Linked DNA regions of Homo sapiens: region 2 is linked to region 1. Evidence: read pairs that join two places in POLR2A ChIA-PET (ENCODE). Cell type or tissue: MCF 10A. All regions are shown on one strand. Each heading gives the region's core, and the rest is flanking DNA. Links, peaks and the distances in the headings are about the cores only.

Region 1 (2,916 bases), core at 205-2,704:
TAAGGGCTTACCATTATCTCTGCCAATCCTGGAGCTTGTTTTTTATCTGTTATGCTGCTTAGTTTGTTAGGGCCTGCTACTCGACTGGGTGGAAGCTGGTGAGAAGGGGTTAATGGACGCAGCCAGCCAGTGGCATAAGGAGAGTTCTTTCTGGAGGCCACAGGAAACCAGGGCGGCTTTGGACAGGTTATAGGCTGTCAAGTAGGGCAGCCTGGTAAAAGCTGGGTGAGCTTTGCTTTTGAATTTCGCTTTCCAAGGAGACTTTTGTTTAGGCCTGCAGCAGGGAGCCTGCAACAGGCTTGAGACTACTAAAATGTGCCAGAGGAATCAAAAGCCCTGAGTCATAGGGTCAGAATCACAGTATTGCCTGGGAGGTTGTTCCTCTTGTAAACAACATTGAATAGAGGAGAAAAGAAATTCAAGTCTTCCTGAGGAGGACACCTTGACACCCTGAGATCAAATAAATGAACAGTGAGGCATACATTTCAGGTGAGCTCAAAGGGTCCTGTTTGGTAATCTCGCTGTTGAAAATACAGACCTGTGCCTTAGAATACTTAATTCAAAATCCAGTACACTGACTGGGGTTCTAAAATGATAAGAAAAAGTGAAAATGAACTCTGTTTAAGATTTTTCTGCTGGGGTCATCACAAGGGTGTCTTAGTTTCTCAACCTTCAGGGAAGAAAGTCTGGGTCAGGGCTCTAATTCACTGAATCATGTATTTTACAGAGTCTACACATGTGACCAACCAAATTCTGGTTAGTAAACAGACTTTTGACAAGCTTGGGTGTAGCCCATATGGTCTTATTCTTTAGAATATAGATGTTTCATAAATCCATTGCTTACCATTTACTTTTTTTTTTTTTGAGACAGAGTCATGCTGTGTTGCCCAGGCTGGAGTACAGTGGCACCATCACTGCTCACTGTAGCCTTGACCTCCTGGGGTTAAGTGATCCTCCCATCTCAGCCTCCCAGGTAGCTGGTACCACAGGCATGTGCCACCACACCCATCTAATTTTTGTATTTTTTGTAGAGATGGGGTTTCACCTTGTTGCCCAGGCTAGTCTCGAACTCCTGGTCTCAAGACATCCTCCTGCCTTAGCCTCCCAAAGTGCTGGAATTATAGGCGTCAGCCACCATGCCTAGCCTACATTTACAAATTTATAACAACATGTTTACAATTTATCAGAAAGTAGTTGTAGGCAGTCCCCAATTCCTAAAAGGATTGTGTTCTAAAAGTTCATGGTAATTTGGAACTCAGAGTGTATTTCCCAAAGAAACAGCTTTGAAATGGTGGTGAAGTCCTCAGTTTAGTCCGCAGGTTATATTAACCATTACTGCCCTGTCTTCCCCTCCACTCCTCTCCCTACCCCAGCCCAAGGGAGGTGAATTATCTCTGACTGTGTATGTGTGTGTGTGTGTGCGCGTGCATGCACGTGTGTCCCTGTGATGCAAGCTGGGGCTGAGGCGGTAGCCAGGGTGGGGTTAAGCACCTGGGATCTCAGAGGAGCAAATCTACAAGGCCTGGGGCCCCAGGGTTTGTGGGAAGGATGAGATGACTAAGGAAGAATGAGGAAACTGGGGGCTGGGTGAGCTGTGTGGAAGACTGAAAGTCGTCAGGAGTGATAAGGGGGAAGGGTAGGGTAGTGGCTGGGAATTAGTAGGCAGTGAGTTTCTCTACCTCCTTTTCTTCTTATTCCAATCCCTTCTCTCTTTCCCTCCCCGTTCTCCTTTGCTAACTGCATCATTCGGCTAATTGAGTTTCTGATGCCTGGCAGAGTGAGTAGAAGAAACCAGAGGAGGAGACTGGATGAGGGTGTAAGGAGTGGCACTGAGAAACCCCAGAGGAGAAAGGACGAACAGCCAAACCTGAAGATGAAGGAGACTGGAAGGGAAGTTCCCATGGCTGGAGAAACCATAGCTTTAGGTGTTCCAGATAGGTCATCATTTAGTCACCGCTCCGGGTTCTCAGAGGCAGTTTTGTTGGTAGTGCAACTGTGAGCCACTCTGGATTATTCTGACATTTTGGGAGTATAGTTATGAGACCTCTTCCTTGAAATGTTTCAGATATAATAAACATAAAATAGCCAGCAGGCAAAGGATCTTTCTATCTTATTGATATTCAGGTGATGGGTACCCATTTACTACTATTTTTATTTAAGAAGTTTGATGTTCAGAGAGAAGTTCCTAAAATTTGAGCCTTTGAGCCTTTGTCTGTAACCCTTATTCAAGGGCTATAGACAAATCAGCAAAATAATAGTGTCCAAATGTTGGAATTTCCTTTTTGAAATTGAGGCAGATTTCTTGATTCTATAAAGAAAACTGTCCCTGGAAACATTCCAAGTTTTTCCTGTGTTGTTTCAATTTGTTCTTATTATAAATATTTCAAAGAAAAAGTATGATAATTGGGTTTTCCTAGGCAACTTAGCAAACCCTCGATTTATTTATTTCACAGATACTGACCATATGTCAAGCATTGTACTTTCAAAGGTGAAAAGTGATGCCTACTCCCAAGGAACTTCTGCCCATTGAGGTGACAGAAATTTATAATACATGGTTTTACTAATTAGTTGTCTTTTTCTTAGTTGTACCCTGAATAGGGTATTAAAGAAAACATCACCTACATGGCAACACTTGAACCAAGTCTTTTTTAAATGGGCGTGATTAGATCTGGTGTTTAGGAGGTTGTTTTTTAATGTTGGTGAGAGCAGTTTTAGTGGTACTGTTGGAGAAGGAGCCAGATTGCAAACTGGGACTGAGAAGAGAGGAAGTGGAATCAGAAATGTGGATTGTTGTCCCTTGAAACTTTGCCCAGAAGTGCCTGTCATTTGACAGGTTTGGATTTATCTTTTGGTCTTCAAGCACCAGAATTCAACATAAATTGAACTTCAAAATTATTTCTTTTAAATGAATCAGTA
Region 2 (2,916 bases), core at 221-2,720, 52 kb after region 1:
TCGTTTTAATGTCAGCAGTCATCATTTTCACCTTAGGTGTAACATCTAAAATTTATACTTGCTTGTTCCTTATTTACTCTTTTTGGTCTTTACTGTGGAACTGTAGTGTTCTGATCTTGAACTGGAACATAAATGGAGAGAAGCTTCTCTCCTTTTCTCTGATTTCCCTGGAACTAAATCCAACTCTCGATATTTTATTGAAAACAACAACAACAAATTCACCTAAATACTGAGACCTCTTTTTGAGTCATCTTTATTATTATTTTGTTAAAGATGCACATTTTTTTTGTTCCTGCTAGGGCATTTAGTTTTTATACAAAGTAGTCCATAATAAAAGAATTTCATGGCCGGGCACAGTGGCTCACACCTGTAATCCCAACACTTTGGAAGGCCAAGGTGGACAGATCACAAGGTCAGGAGATCGAGACCATCCTGGCTAACATGGTGAAACCCCGTCTCTACTAAAAGTACAAAAAAATTAGCCAGGCGTGATGGCACGCACCTGTAGTCCCAGCTACTCGGGAGGCTGAGGCAGGAGAATCTCTCGAACCCCGGAGGCAGAGGTTGCAGTGAGCTGAGATCACACCACTGCACTCCAGCCTGGGCAGCAGAGCGAGACTCTGTCTCTCTCTCTCTCTGTCTCTTCTCTCTCTCACTCACACACACACACACACACACACACACACACACACGAATTTCATTTCAGCTCCTTAGCATAAAACTGCCTTGACTCTCTAAGCATATATCTAAAAGGGATTTTAAGGAAATTCGGAGAGCCTGTGACTGTAATTTTGACTTATATTTGTTATAGATTGAAGAAGAGCCCTGTTCAGACTATATTTAAGTTGTGAGTTAAAATACCTTTACTTATGGTGAAGTTCTCATCTACATTCCTATTGGATATTAACTAATTATTTTTGTTTGTTTGTTTGTTTTTGTTTTTGAGACAGAGTTTCACCCTTGTTGCCCAGGCTATAGTGCAATGGCGCGATCTCGGCTCACTGCAACCTCTGCCTTCTGAGTTCAAGCAATTCTCCTGCCTCAGACTCCCGAGCAGCTGGGATTACAGGCATGAGCCACCATGCCCAGCTAATTTTGTATTTTTAGTGGAGGCGGGGTTTCTCCATGTTGGTCAGGCTGGTCTTGAACTCCCAACCTCAGGTGATCCACCCGCCTCGGCCTCCCAAAGTGTTGGGATTACAGGCGTGAGCCACTGCACCCAGCCAAATTCTTAAATTATTTGTACACACCCAAAGGAGTCTTCTTCTGGTATCTATCTGTAAGGGGCCACTTCCCCTGTAGCCTTTTTAGTTTGTGACTTCCATTTTGAACCACTGATGGTTGCATCCCAGCAAGGTTCTGGAGCTACTCAGGGCAGTTCATCAATCCAGCTAATGACAGTGAAGATTACTGATTGCTCTCAGCTATTCCTGTGACATGGTTTATCCCTCATCCAATTCTCCACGTTTGCCATTTGAAATGTTATATGGTATGAACTGTGTGCTAGGAGGAAACTTACAAGTATCAGAGTTAAAATTCGTGTCTGACTAGCTCATAGCTGATCTTCATTATTCTTTTATGAGTTCATGTTAAATGTGCTCTTATCCACAGGATGAAGATAATGGAATGAAAAGTAAAGTTCATCATATTGCCAAGGAGATCATGAGCTCAGAGAAAGTGTAGGTATCTAGTTTACAATTCAGAAGACTGTTTTCCCCCCATTGGCACATTTAAAACATTTTTTTCATTGTTGTTTTTTACAGGTTTGTGGATGTGTTAAAACTTTTGCATATTGTAAGTATCTGCTAATATTTTCTTGAAGTCTAAGACTATTCCCTTTTGTACTTTCCCTACCCCTAGAAGTTTTCAGCATTACTAACTTAATGATAGACATTTTCTAAAATGTATGTATTTCATATATGTAGATAACATGATTTCTGAAAGAGTCTTAGTAGCTATATGTCCAAAGTCTTCAAACTTTATGTCTTCATAACAGTTTTGAAGGTGATAATATATTTTCTTAGGCATTTGCTGAAGATACTTGCTGTTAGAGTTTTGCATTAGCAATACATGAAGAGCATCATTATCATTGTCCAAAAGTGTTTTTCTCCTACCTAAATAAGCTCCCAGAAACAGATTTGAAATAGGCAATTTTCTTACTATTTTTCCTTTTACTACCTCCATTTAGGAGAGATTAGAAATAGACATTTTTACAACTAAGTTTTAGTTCTATTTTCTGTTTTTTAAATGGTCAACTTTTTTTTGTTTTTTTGATTTGAGAGAGCATCTTATTCTGTTGCCCAGGCTAGGGTGCAGTGGTGCGATCTTAGCTCACTGCAGCCTTTCAACCTCCTGGGTTCAGGCAATTCTCCTACCTCAGGCTCCTGAGCAGCTGGGACTACAGGCACTCACCACCATGCCCAGCTAAATTTTGTATTTTTTGTAGAGATGGGGTTTCAACATGTTACCCGGGCTGATCTCAAACTCATGGGCTCAAGTGATCAACCCGCCTTGGCCTCCTAAAGTGCTGGGATTACTGACATGAGCCACTGCAGCCAGCCTATAATTGTCAACTTGAACAGACTTGTTAGGAAAGAATTATGATATGTGTCAGGGTGCATATTCATTTTTCTCATGCACTCCTTTGTCCTTGCAGGTTTTCACAAGTTTCATTATGCATTGACAGTTAAAGTGCTTTTAGGGTTACTTTATTTCAATTATATTTAGGCAAGATATTAAGACTTAAGAAAGGGGTAAAACAAAAGGAAAAGGTAGATGAAAATGAAAAAAGGAGTTGAAGTGACAGTTTACTTATGTGGTGTAATTATTAACATCATAAATTAGGCTTAATTGTGGAGAAATGAAAGGTTCACCAAATATACATCCATTTAAGTCTTGGCAAACAGTATCATTATT

What was found. ChIA-PET counts read pairs that join two places held together with the same protein. Peaks named below come from ENCODE experiments on the same cell type or tissue, not always from the same donor. Only the 100,000 strongest peaks of a DNase experiment are listed, where the experiment ranks them.
Region 2: POLR2A ChIA-PET joins it to region 1 with 14 read pairs; 12 of 35 experiments call an interaction of 5 or more read pairs at or near these places.

Annotation. Positions count from the first base shown.
Region 1 is chr12:95,203,216-95,206,131 of GRCh38, reverse strand. The region is part of intron 2 of FGD6 (FYVE, RhoGEF and PH domain containing 6); the gene reads left to right. Among named protein-coding and RNA genes, the nearest start is that of FGD6, 13 kb to the left of the region's middle. In MCF 10A, for the core only: no CTCF peak of the experiment used is centred there; DNase peaks (open chromatin) are centred at 331, 1,531 and 1,861.
Region 2 is chr12:95,151,689-95,154,604 of GRCh38, reverse strand. FGD6 (FYVE, RhoGEF and PH domain containing 6) reads left to right here. Exons shown (of 21, transcript NM_018351.4): 4 at 1,612-1,679; 5 at 1,764-1,794. Among named protein-coding and RNA genes, the nearest start is that of FGD6, 64 kb to the left of the region's middle. In MCF 10A, for the core only: no CTCF peak of the experiment used is centred there; no DNase peak of the experiment used is centred there.